2 separate regions of the Mus musculus genome follow, and region 1 is linked to region 2. The links are chromatin contacts, found by Hi-C or POLR2A ChIA-PET in ENCODE. All regions are on one chromosome and are shown on one strand. The core of a region is the stretch at or near the end of the contact, and the rest is flanking DNA. Distances in the headings are between cores, read along the strand shown.

Evidence for each region. Hi-C counts contacts between places; a loop is a spot of excess contacts on that map. ChIA-PET counts read pairs that join two places held with the same protein, here RNA polymerase II (POLR2A).
Region 1: a loop to region 2 is called in a map of heart, with 2.0 times the contacts of the local background. The contact joins the promoter of Chd1 here to the enhancer-like site in region 2. A Hi-C loop is called at or near these places in 3 of 37 maps with a recorded cell type or tissue (all heart). POLR2A ChIA-PET finds 5 or more read pairs at or near these places in 1 of 5 experiments (embryonic stem cell).

The regions. Positions count from the first base shown.
Region 1 is chr17:15,699,908-15,706,556 of GRCm38, forward strand. It overlaps Chd1 (chromodomain helicase DNA binding protein 1), which reads left to right and starts at 5,060. Exons shown (of 36, transcript NM_007690.3): 1 at 5,060-5,405. 5830433I10Rik (a long non-coding RNA gene) reads right to left here and starts at 5,470. Exons shown (of 2, transcript XR_001782213.2): 1 at 4,407-5,470; 2 at 1-2,861.
Region 2 is chr17:15,655,116-15,661,703 of GRCm38, forward strand. No RefSeq gene overlaps it. Among named protein-coding and RNA genes, the nearest start is that of 4933401D09Rik, 27 kb to the left of the region's middle. Within about 2 kb of position 2,141, at least 1 of the 3 ENCODE cell types and tissues checked has a DNase peak (open chromatin) inside an H3K27ac peak, as active enhancers do; it is heart, where a contact is called at or near this core.

The DNA of each region.
Region 1 (6,649 bases), core at 3,810-6,309, 48 kb after region 2:
TGTTTGTTCTCTCAGGGCTATGTATTCTATATCCCCTATTTTGATGGCTAATCTTCACTATCAACTTGACTAAATTTAGGGTCATCAGGGAAATACACTTTAGCTCGTATCTATAATACATTCAGAAAGGTTTAACTCCGGAAAGAGGAATGGATGTGGGCAGCACATTAGAGGACTGAATGGAATCAGGAAAGCAAGCTAAGCAGTAGGAAGGATTCATCTCTCTCCTTTCTGACTGCTTAGTGTGACCAGCTGCCTCACATCTGTCTCTCTCTTCCCCACCAGGATGGATAATACATGCAAGTTATCAGCCAGAATAAACTTTTCCTTCTTGAAACTATATTTGTTAGATGTCTTGCCATAATAACTGTCTTAGTCACTGTTTTATTGCTGGGAAGAGACACCACCACCAAGGCAACTCTTAAAAAAAAAAAAAAGACTGCATTTAAGTGAGGGGTTTGCTTAGTTTCAGAGGGTTAGTCCATTAGCATCATGGCAGGGTTATGCTCGGAGCATGGTGGGGTAGTCATGGAGCGGGAGCAATAGCTGAGAGTTACATCCTGATCTGCAGAGAGGAGCGGTGGTGTCTCTGATCGGGTCTGACATGGGCTTTTGAAACCTTAGTTTCACCTCCCTGTGACATGTCTTCTCCAAGGCCACACAGTCTAATCCTTGTAATCCTTTTAAACAGTTCCAGTCTTTGGTGATCAAGCATCCAAATATCTGAGCCGAAGGAGGCCATTCTCCCTTTAACCACCACAGCAGCAGAAAGGTAATGACTGCGTTTACAGTTGCTCAGCTCTTCACTGAAACATTTCTCAAATATCCTTGAAGGAAACTTTTCTTTTCTTTTCTTTTCTTTTTTTTTTTTTGGTTTTGTTTTTGTTTGTTTGTTTGTTTTTTGTTTTTCAAGACAGGGTTTCTCTGTGTAGCCCTGGCTGTCCTGGAACTCACTTTGTAGACCAGGCTGGCCTGGAACTCAGAAATCTGCCTGCCTCTGCCTCCCAAGTGCTTGGATTAAAGGCGTGCGCCACCACGCCCAGCAAAGATATAATTTTGTATTTATACAATGCCTATGTGATTTTATACCTACTGGCCTCTTAGAATCATCTTTAAGAACTCTATTTAAAACTTTATTGGTATTAAGGGACTTATTTAAAAAGGTAGAATCATGCAAGCCCATAGTTGCAACTCTCAGGGGACAGAAGCAGAAGGGACACTTGAGCCCAGAAATCAAAGCCATGATAGTTACTATAGGGAGACTGTGTCAAACTAGCACCCATATCTTAAAAAGAAAAGGATTTACCAGCTAGCAAGATGGCTCAGCTGGTAAGGGCAGTTGTTGCCAAGTTTAATGACCTGAATTTGATCTTAAGTACCCCAAGTAATGAAAGGGACTCCTTCAAGTTGTTCTCTGACCTCCACATACATGTGAATTATAGCATGTACCTGCACATGTATGTATACACACACAGTCAATGTAAAAAAACACACACAAGAAACTAATTTCATCAGTCAAAATTCCCAAATATGATATTCAAGATGTCTGAATATGGGAATTGTGAGATGGATATCAGAAGGAACTAGGAAATCCTTCCAAACACTGCATACGTTGGAAATCACGCATGGTGGGAGAGGTGGTGCACAGAGCCAGACTTCTGTCCTGGGAGAATGTTTTGCCTAACACTGGAACAGCGACTGTTACAAAATTATGATTAGCAAAGTAGAAAATGCGTCACATTTACTATGACTTAAAATTTCACAAGCCTACCTATCAAAGAACTTTGTAAATTTACACATGATATTTGGAAATCTCCTCCAGTTTGGCAAGGCACTGGGGTTGATGTCACAGGCTAAAACTGAAGATACCCTAACCTAAGCCAAAGTGCATATAACACATGAGTCATACAGAGTACAATAACTCAGTAACACTGGGTACTTGAGTTTGTTTTGTCTACCCTATGTTCACGTTTGACTGGGGATTTATGGGTAAGCACTGTGTCTTTTTGTTGTTGTTGTTGTTGTTGTTTGTTTTGTTTTGTTTTTTTGTTTGTTTGTTTGTTTTCGAGACAGGGTTTCTCTGTGTAGCCCTGGCTGTCCTGGAACTCACTCTGTAGACCAGGCTGGCCTCGAACTCAGAAATCCGCCTGCCTCTGCCTCCCGAGTGCTGGGATTAAAGGCGTGTGCCACCACACCAGGCTCAGCACTGTGTCTTATAGGGCATTTCTTTACCCCAGAAAAAGTTGTTCCTACAGAATATATGTCAATGCCTTATGGCTATAAAATAAAAAAAAGACTAACAGGAGCAATCTTAAGTCAGACTGTCTCTATATAAATATTAAGTAGGAGAAAGAATATATTTATCCCTATACTGGGATTCACAAAATTAAAGGAGAAAGAGCTACCATTTTCTATCTGGAACATATTTTACCATTCTGGAAGTGTTTCTCAGTATATCAGTTTAAGAATACCACGTGTGTGTGTGTGTGGGTGGGGGTGGTGGTGGTGGTGGTGTTTGTTTTCATATCACTATGATCAGGTCTCCAAGAAAATCAACTTATAGGAAAAAGATTTATTTTGGCTAATTGTTTTGGGGCCAGAGCTGAGATTACTCTTCCAAAGCACGGCCCCAAGTGATTCACTTCTTCTTCCACCGAGGCTCTACCTTCCACACTTCCATAGCATCAATCAAAATCTGAAGCCAGGCAAGGAGGAGCTGGAGGCCTAATCCTTTCATTTTCTCTGGAAAGGACCTCACTGACACATCCAGTTGTTCATTTTACACATCTCCTATATATTTCTCAATCCTATCAAGCTGACGACGAAGATTGGCCATCACAGACATCCACTGGCAGTCACTGCTAGTAGAATGTTTCAAGAGTTAAGGATTCACAAAGTAATGTGTTAGATTCTGTAAATGTCATACTCTCCCAAAGGTCTGTGAAGTGTTCCAGATGGAAATTGTACAGCAGCAAAATGAAATTCCCTCATAGTTGATGCTAACTTTCTAGATTTTCTGCTATTTACATGTTTATAATCACCCCTAGGCTGTTGTTTGATATACTAAGAAGAGATGTGAATGAGCCAGAGGAACGATTCAGTGAGGAAAGATACCAGCCAAGTCTTAAGATCTGAGTTCCAGCACTTGGATTTACATGGTGGCAGGGGAGAATCAAGCCCTGCAAGCTGGTTTCACTGCCTCACGTGGGCTGTGGCACACCCACAAACACTAACAAGAAACAAAACTTAATTTGAAAAATTGAAACAGAGTTTAGTCACTCAGCTGACAAGTATTTTTTTTTCGTTACTTTTAAGACTTGAACAGGACAGGGAACACCAGGACCCTGGAAACTCTGTCTAGAGAAACAAACAAATAACCCACAAACCTATGCTGAGAAACCTTGTCTCAAATGGAAAAGGAAAAAAAAAAAAAAAGACTTGAACATGCAAGATTGTTGCAATTTTTTATACATTGTATTTCTCTATATTCTCCAGTCTTTCTTCCTCCAGTGTTTCTAAGAGTTTACAGAGTACTGAAGTATATTATGATCTTATTCAAAACATAAAGCTCCAAGTTTAAATTTTCTTCCTTTCTTTTCTTTTCTTTTCTTTTCTTTTCTTTTCTTTTTTTCCTTTCCTTTCCTTTCCTTTCTCTTTCTTTCTTTCTTTCTTTCTTTCTTTCTTTCTTTCTTTCTTTCTTTCTTTCTTTCTTTTTTAGGTTTTTCGAGACAGGGTTTCTCTGTGTAGCCCTGGCTGTACTGGAACTCACTTTGTAGACCAGGCTGGCCTCGAACTCAGAAATCAGCCTGCCTCTGCCTCCCAAGTGCTTGGATCAAAGGTGTGCGCCACCACCGCCGGGCAAAGTTTAAATTTTCATTAGAAATTTCCCAAATAGCTTAAGAATCATTTGGAGATATTATGGCAGCCAAACTCATTTGACTTCGAAGGAGAGGTCTCTACAGAAAATGCAACTTCAAAAAGTAAGTTGAAAACTTTAAAAAGTTAGACCCACAAGGTGGGTACACCAGCAATTCCTTTACTACCACTCCGGAGGCTGAGGCAGGGAGATGGAGAAGTGGAAGACCAGCCTGGCTTTGTATACTGTCTTTAAAGAATCTTTTATTTGCAGGCCAGGTAATGAAATCAGAAAGAATTTTGATTTAAAAACAAGTAAGCAAACAAAGTTCCAAATCCTTGCAAAAACAGTCAGCCTTGTGGTGATGGCACACGCCTGCCTGTAATGCCTAAACTTCGAAGGATCACCCTGAGGCCACCCTGGGCTACATAATAAAACGCTCTTTCAAAACCAAAAAGCATAATAAAAACAAAATTGAAAACCGTACATAGATTGCTACATCACCACGCTTGAAGAGATTCTGCTTCGACATACTGAGGCCTGCGGATACAGTAATGACAGTAACTGTCAACTAAGCTGCAGCACCTTAGATCCAGTTACCAACGCCCCTCCAGTTCCGATTCCGCACGGCACCCTTCCACCCGCATTCCAGGGAGCGATCTAGGCAGGCACAGTTGTAAAAGTTCTTTTATGAACCAGGCATGGGCCACCCACACACGAATCAAGGAGCGTCCTGGGAGGTCAGCAGCTCGAACTCTATTTTCTCTCTTTCACTAAAGCCCCGCCCGGGAGGAGACTTAGTCGCTGGTCGCCCAGGCAAAGATCGCAGCGGGAGGCGACTAGGTTGCCCAATAGTTCTCTAGCTGCCCGGGTGACGCAGCAGCTCCGACCGGACTCCGGACACCCGGCGCGCGCGGCCGGCCCCCACCGCAGGCAGTCCTGGGCCCCCGCTCTGGATCCCTGCGCATCCGTGCCGTGACCAGAGCGCCCATCCCCGGGAGCCCCACGAACGCCAGGGGTAGCGCCGGTTACGAGTGCGAAGGCCGAGCCTGGGCTGGACTCGGTGGCTTTCCCCGAGGGGCGTGCACCACCTCGGCGCCCCGCCCCGCCCCGCCCCGCCCCCGCGCGTCGGCGGAAAGGCCGGGCGTGCGCGCCGCCGCCGCGCGCCGGGAAGGGGAGTGAACCGAGGCGGTGACGTCGCTCGGGAGGCGGAGGCGACAGCGACCTCGGCGGCGCCGCGCGGCGGAGACGGTTGCGCTCGATCGCGGTCTTGGCGTCATGGCGGCTGCCGGCGGCCGATAAGCGGCGGGGCGGGAGCGCGGACGGAGGAGGCGCCCTCGGTACTTCCCGCTCGGCCCGGGCGCCCGGAGATGAACTGATCGTCGGACCCGCTCCCCAGCTCCGCGCGTCTCCGCCCGCTGCCTCCCCTCCCCCTCTGCCGTCCGCGGCGCGGGTCCCGCGGCCTGGGCATCCAGGATCGCGGGCCCCCGCGCGGGGCATCCTCCGCCCGAGGCGCCGGCCCGCGCCACCCTTCGCCCTGTGCCCGCCGGTAAGGACGGGTCGGCGAGGCCGGGGAGGCCGGGAGCGGGCGAGGCCCGCGAGGCCCGGCGCGGCGCCGGGGGCGTGGGAGAGCGGCCCGGCGCATCCTCAGCGGCCTGGCGGCGCTGCCCGGCGCGCGGAGGGGACCAGCACGTGGGAGCGCGGGGCGGGTGGGGGGGAGGGGGCGGTGGCCGGGCGAGCCCGGGAGGGCGCGCGGCGGGGCTGCGGGAGCGGGAGGCGGGAAGGAGGCCGCGGCGCCCGGCTGCGGGGAGAAGGTGCAGCGGCCCCGCGCGGCGCCGCCCGGCAAACTTAGCCGGGAGCCCGGCAACTGCCAGGCGGGGAAGGAGGCTGCAGAGGGAGCCCTGGCCACTTCGGGGGCTCTTATTGTTGAGACGCGGGAGCGTCCGGAGTCCGGGCGCTCGGAGGAGAACTTAGGGCCGGACGGAGAAAGGAGGCGAGGCTGGAAAGGAAGTCCAGCGGACGGGGAAAGCCATCTTGAGGGGCGAGAGGAAGGTGAAAGGGAAAGCGCCTAGGCGAGTGAACTTTCTCAGCGCAGACTTTGCGGAGAGGAGGTGGAGGACTTCGGCCGGTTTCACCGGGGCTGGAATTAATAGTTAACGTTAGGAATTACTGTTGAGTGCTGTGGATCTTAGGTGACCTGTTCTCCCAGAGGTATGGAGACTGAGCTCTGCAGGTTGGAAATCCTGATCCAGGTGCAGAGTCGGCCCCCCGGGCGGAGGTGGCAGCAGCCTGTTTGGCCCCTCTGTTCTTTGGAGTGGAAATAATCAGTTAAGTCTCTGCTGGAGTCGGAGGACAACTCTGTTGCGTCCCGAGTGTGTCTTGGTGGTACTTTCTGGCTGGGGAAGGATCTGACGTCTCCTTCCCCCGCTTCTTCCTCTCCCTCCCCTGCCAGAGATCTCCTTTGTTTATTCGTGGTTGGCTTGTAGGTGACTCTAGTGCTCTGGCGGAAATCTTGAGAGGTGGAAATATTGTCTTGCTCCCCACCCCCGTCCCCGTCGTTTGCCTTGAAAATAAGATACAGTGTGTATTCTTTGTATTGCCTTTTTATGTTTTTTTTCAAGGCGTCTTAAGTACCTTACTGGGTATATAATTTTTTTTTCCACTCTACCATTGGTTTACCTGGTAAAAACTGTCTGTTTTGACGTTTGTAGTTTTGCTAAGATCATGATAACCTTTTATTACTCTCTTTTCCGAATGAACATTTAAAAACTTTCCTTAGCTGGATATGAAGTT
Region 2 (6,588 bases), core at 891-3,390:
GAGGAAAAGAGCTTGGCTTGTACTCTAAGTGAGAAAGGAGGACCTTTGGAAATTTGGGCAGGAGAAGCAGTCTGCTCTGGTTTATGCTCTGAAATGATGCCTTGATGCAGTGTTGAACCTGAGTGGGAGAAGGAGAGAGAGGAAGGAGACAAGGGGAGAGGGTCACAGCATCTAGATAAGAAATTAAGATGGCTACCAGTGGTGAAAGGTTTTGGATTTGGTCTTTCTTGAAGATAGATTCTGAAGGAATTAATAGGCTGACTGTGAGGAAATGGAAGAGGGAGAGGAAGAGAAGGAGGAAGAGGAGGAAGAGGAGAAGGAAGAACAGAAGGAGAAAGAGGAGGAAGAAATCAGCAACTCCTTAGTATTGTAAACTTACCGGTCCTTGGGCTATACAGCCAAATGCGTTTGTTGCCTGCCCCTCCCCTTCATCTTGCCCATCTCTCTTCTTTCCTCATTTCTTCATTCAGAATCAGGCTTGCATTGCGTTCTGACCACCCTCTCAGGTTCTACACGTCAGATGAAGTATTTTTTACAGAGAATAAAGATAGAAACAATAAGGCTGGCTTTGTAGCACGGTCTGTTGACTTTTAATTGGCATGAGAAAATATGAGAATGAAACCAGAGGTGGTGGTGTGCACATGCAATCCCAGCACTCAAAAAGTGGAGGTGGGAGAATAGAAGCTCAAGACCACCATCAGCTACACGGTAACTTTAAGTCAGTCTGGACCACAGGACTTGTCTTTAAAAATAAAAATAATAAACATACAGCCAGACAGTGGTGGTGCATGCCTTTAATTCCAGCACTTGGGAGGCAGAGGCAGGCAGATTTCTGAGTTCAGGGCCAGCCTGATCTACAGAGTGAGTTCCAGGACAGCCAGGGCTACACAGAGAAAACCTGCCTCGAAAAACAAAAACAAACAAACAAACAAAAAATAAACATAATACATACATCACCGTAACCATAGCTGAATTAGGAGAGTATACGGTATTTTACCAAAACCAAAAAGAAAAGCCTGAGGTGAGTTCCTTCCTTCCTTCCTCCTTCCCTTCTTTCACTCCCTCCCTTTCTCCCTCTTTCTTTTTCTTTTATTCTCTCTCTCTCTCTCTCTTTCCTCATTCTTTTTTCTTCAAAGTTCACTGCAAGTCTGAATTTATGAAACCTGGCTTCCATAGATTTCCAGGCACTCGGACTGCTTTAATGCGATAGACTGTTAATCTCAACTTGTTATCTCCTCCAAGAATAACAGAGGAGGAGAGATCACTCTGAAATGGACACGTGTCACTCCTGTCCACCCTTCATCCATCAAGGCCACAGCAAGGGGACGAAGAACAGTGCCCACCATGCAGAGAGGAAGGCAGTAATGTCAGAGAAAGCTAGTGTTTCCAACCTCACTGCAGAATTGTCTCCATACAGCACTAACTAGCATTTCTGTGTGGCAGGCAGGCTGTGAGAGTTCAGAGACTTTAATTTCATTCTTACCAAATCTTTGTCCAGTCAGAATTGTTAAGGTTTTAACCCTTGATGCTTCTCCTCTTTTCTCTCTCTTTCTTTCTTTCTTTCTTTCTTTCTTTCTTTCTTTCTTTCTTTCTTTCTTTCGAGACAGTCTTATATTTCCCAGGTGTCAAACTCACTGTGAAGGTGACATTAATTCCTGATCCTCCTGCCTCTACCACAGGCATGCCCGACTACAGGCCATTTTACACAGTACAGCTTGGCACAGGCAAAATAAGTGTTTTTGCCAACTAATCTACAGCACCAGCCCTATACTCTCATATTTCCAAATCAAAATAAAAACAAAATATTATTTGGTAATATTTGCTAATTTTATTTTTTTAATAAAGTGGTCTGGAGCAGTGAGTACCTGCTATGCCCCAGTGGGTAAGTGTGCTTGCTCTTAGGCAGACTTCCTCTGAATAGTCCACAGGTGAAGGAGGCAGGCATGTTGCTGAGAGATTCTAGGGTGCCTCTGCTGTGTTGGCTGGGGGTGCCCCAGTGCCTTGGCAGACCTTTTCTCAGACAGCACAGCACCGGACGATGTGTGTACTGGCTGGTTTTGTGTGTCAAGTTGACACAAGCTAAAGTCCTCACAGAAAAAGGAGCTGCAGTAGAGGAAATGCCTCCATGAGATCCAGCTGTAAGGCATTTCCTCAATTAGAGATCAAAGAGGGAGGGCCTAGCCCATTGTGGGTGGGGCCATCTCTGGACCCTTAGTCCTGGATTCTGTAACAAGGCAGGCTGAGCAAGCCATAGGAAGCAAGCTGACAATCAGCACCTCTGCGTGGCCTCTGCATCAGCTCTCGCCTCCAGGTTCCAGCTTGAGTTTCTGCCCTGACTTCCTCTAGTGGTGGACTACCGATCTGGAAGTGTAAGCCAAATTAACCCTTTCTTCCCCAACTTGCTGTTTTGGTCATGTTGTTTTCTTGTAGCCATAGAAACCCTAAGACAGTGCTTTCAGCAGGACTTCCTTCTTCCCCCCACCTTGCGTGCCTTCCTTATTTTATTCTATTACCCCATTCACACTCAGGCTTACATTATTGTCTGTTTTCCCAGCTTTTCACAGTTCCCATTTTCCTACAGCTGTCTAATCTGATATCTTCCCATATGTAACCCCCATCTTGACATTTGTTTCTCAGAAGATACACACCAACATAGGGCTCGTCTATTTTCTAGTGGTCATATTGCAATTTATGATTTGCATAGTTGTAGGCTTTAATTTTAATTCTTAGACAATTTGTGCGCATAATGGAAGTGTTAAATGGGGTCAGGGGAGATGACACATTGGATCAAGTCCTGGCTATACAACCATGAGGACCGAGTTCAGATCTTCAGCGCCTAAGTAAACGACAGATGTTGTGGCACTTACTGCCCGTAGCCCAGCATTGAGGTGGCAGAGACATGACAGATTCCCCAGGAACTCATTGGCCAGCTACTTTAGCCAAAGCTGTGGGCTCCATAATCAGAGAGAAACTCCATATCAAAACATTAGGTGGGGCTGGTGAGATGGCTCAGTGGTTAAGAGCGCCGACTGCTCTTCTAAAGGTCCTGAGTTCAAATCCCAGCAACCACATGGTGGCTCACAACCATCCGTAATGAAATCTGATGCTCTCTTCTGGAGTGTCTGAAGACAGCTACAGTGTACTTACATATAATAAATAAATAAATACATACATAAATAAATAAATCTAAAAAAAAACATTAGGTGGAGGGGTCTGAAGAAATGGCTTTTTTAAAATTAGATATTTTCTTTATATATGTTTCAAATTTCAAATGCTATCCTGAAAGTTCCCTATACCCTCCCCCTGCTCCCCTACCCACCCACTCCCGCTTCTTGGCCCTGGCATTCCCCTGAACTGGGTCATACAAAGTTTGCAAGACCAACGGGCCTCTCTTCCCAGTGATGGCCGACTAGGCCATCTTCTGCTACATATGCAGCTAGAGACAGGAGCTCTGGGGGTACTAGTTAGTTCATATTGTTGTTCCACCTATAGGGTTGCAGACCCCTTCAACTCCTTGGGTACTTTCTCTAGCTTCTACATTGGGGGCCCTGTGTTCCATCTTATAGATGACTGTGAGCATCCACTTCTGTATTTGCCAGGCACTGACATAGCCTCATACGAGACAGCTATAACAGGGTCCCTTCATCAAAATCTTGCTGGCATTGTGCAATAGTGTCTGGATTTGGTGGCTGATTATGGGATGGATCCCCGGGGAGGGGGGAGGGTAGTCTCTGGATAGTCCATCCTTTCGTCTTAGCTCCAAACTTTGTGAAGAAATGGCTTAATGGTTAAGAGCTCTTGCTGCTCTTGCAGAGGACCAGAGTTCAGTTCCCAGCACCAGTGTGGTGGCTCACAGCTCTGTAACAGAAGGTCCAAAGGATCTGTTACAGTCCTCTGCATCAGGCAGTCATGGTGCACACATATACCTGCAGGCAAAACACTTACATATATGCATAAAATACAAATAAATAATTTTAAAGTGTAAAACAGTAAAGCAGAGACAGCTAGAGGCCATGGGAGCAGACACAGTCCTTCCTTTCATACCCAGGCTCTGCCGAGCCCATTAGGATAAAGTGATGGACTTCAGCAGCCCAGGAATTAAATGGGTAAAGCAGCCCATCAGAGCGGAAGTCTGGGACGCACTGAAGTACTCTGTGATGGGAAAGAAAGCCAAGAACCAAGAGAGGCTCCAGTCCACTGAGATGGTTGAGAACGACTGGAAATCACAGATTTTCTTAAGGAGTGGTAAGTGCTTGCCTATGAATTATGCCTCCAAGGGAAGCAGAATCATGCAGAGAATGAAACTTAGTCAATGTCTATCAGAGAGGCAGGAAGCTGATGAGCTTCCAAGATTTGCTCTGGTTTATCTATAGGTCCAATAAAGTATTGTCCTAAGGAGAGACCCTACAAAGGTTCCTAGAGTTCAGACAAGAGGATCTCCGGGTCTTCTCTGATACAACACTGATAACTTCTCACATCTCCCGTACATGTATCTCCCCTGTATCCGTCAAAAGACTATACTATTCCCAGTCAGTTCTCAAAGGTGCAGTGGCCTCAGGACTGGTGATCATTGTGGAAGATAGTTTTGCACTGAGTATGAACCTTGTAGCATGAGCCCCCATGACCAGTTCCATGCTGCTTACTGTCACAGGACCCCTGTCCCTTAAGAGGAGTCAGTGTGGTATCGACATCTCATTGAGGGCTAAGAAACTCACAATCTTTTATTCTATGTGTGTCTGTAAATCTCCATGTATAGTAAGAAAGAGCTTCTCTGGTGAGGGTTGAGATTCTCTTGGGTTTAAAGATAAACCATGAGGAGTTGGTGCTTCTCCCAGGACTATGAAAGCTAACGAAGTTTCCAGATCAATACCAACATGATTTCTCCATGTCCTTTGTCTTCAGCAGATAGGTCTCGCCATCAAGTTCTGGGTGATAAAGGAGAGCAATGGCAATATCCTATAATTTGGGGGCATTTATTGGACTCCCACTGACTAACCACTAGAGAAGAGGAGAGATAGCTCAGCTGTTAAGCATTGGCTATTCCTCCAAAGGTCCTCAGTTCAAGTCTCAGGCCACAGTGGCTCATAACCATCTATAATAAGATCTGATGCCCTCTTCTGGCATGCAGGTGTACATAATACAGATAGAACACTCACATACATACATAAGTAAGTCTTTAAAAAACTGAGTGGAGAAAGTGGATATCCTTGTTTTATTCTTGATTTTAGTAGAAATGCCCTGAGATTTCCTGGTTAGCATGGTTAGGTGGGCGCGTGGCTTATATTACCACTATTAGGTTGAGATACGTGCCCCATATCCCCAGAGTCTTTAAGACTCATATCATGAAGTGATATTGGATTTTGTCAAATGCTTTTTCTGAACCTAATGACAAGATTGCATCATTCCTGTGTTTGAGTCTACTTATTTGGTGAAATACATGCATTGGTTTACACAACTTGAGCAGTCCCTGTATCTTGGAGTTGAAGCTAACTTGAACCTTGTGAATGATCTTTTTCCTTCACTCTTAAATTGAGTTTGCAACAACTTGTTTTACTTGCATGTGTGCATGCGTGCTCACACATATGTGTACAGATGTGTGTGCGTGTGCATGTGTGTATATGAGCACATGTATGTACATGTGCACACCATGGAGGCTAGAAGCTTTCAATCCCTCTGGAGCAGGAGTCACAGGTAGTTGGGAGCTTCCTGACGTGGGTGCTGAGAACCAAACTTCAGGTCCTCTGCAAGAGCAGTTCTTGTTCTTAAATGCAGAGCCGTCTCTCCAGCTCCCTGGTCTGGAAGTGTTTTTTGAGAATTTTTGTTTCTATATTTATTAGATAGATTGGTCTATTGTTTTCTTTGCTTCTTGGAACTTAGCTGGTTTTAAAATTTTGGTAACACAGGCATTATACAAGGAGTTTGCAACAAGTTCCTTCCTTTGGTTTTACTGAATAATTTGAAGAGTATTTGAGGTGTTAGTGCTTGGAAGATCTGGTAGAATTCTGTGGTGAATCCAGCTGGCCCTAGCCTTTTTTTTTTTAGTTGAGGGATCTTTAAATTATTTTTTTAAAAGATTTATTTTTTTTTTAACTTATATGAGTACACCGCAGCTGTCTTCAGACACACTAGAAGAGTGCATTGGATTCCATTACAGATGGTTGTGAGCCACCATGTGGTTGCTGGGAATTGAACTCAGGACCTCTTAGAAGAGCAGTCAGTGCTCTTAATCACTGCACCATCTCTCCAGCCTGAGGGATCTTAAAATTTTAGGTGCACTGTGTGTCTGTGTGCAGTGCTGGAACTGGGGTTTTGTGTGGTTGTGAACCACCATGTGGCTGCTGGGAATTGAAACAGAGTCCACTGCCAGAGCAACAACTACTCTTAAGTACTTAACCATCTCTCTGACCTTGCATCAAATTTCTTCTTAGGATGCCTTGATTGTGTTCCACAGTTTTGGGTATGTTGTGTTTTTTTTTTTTTTTTCTTTTTCTTTTTCTTTTTTTTTTAATTTATTTATTACATGTAAGTATACTGTAGCTGTCTTCAGACACACCAGAAGAGAGCGTCAGATCTCATTACAGATGGTTG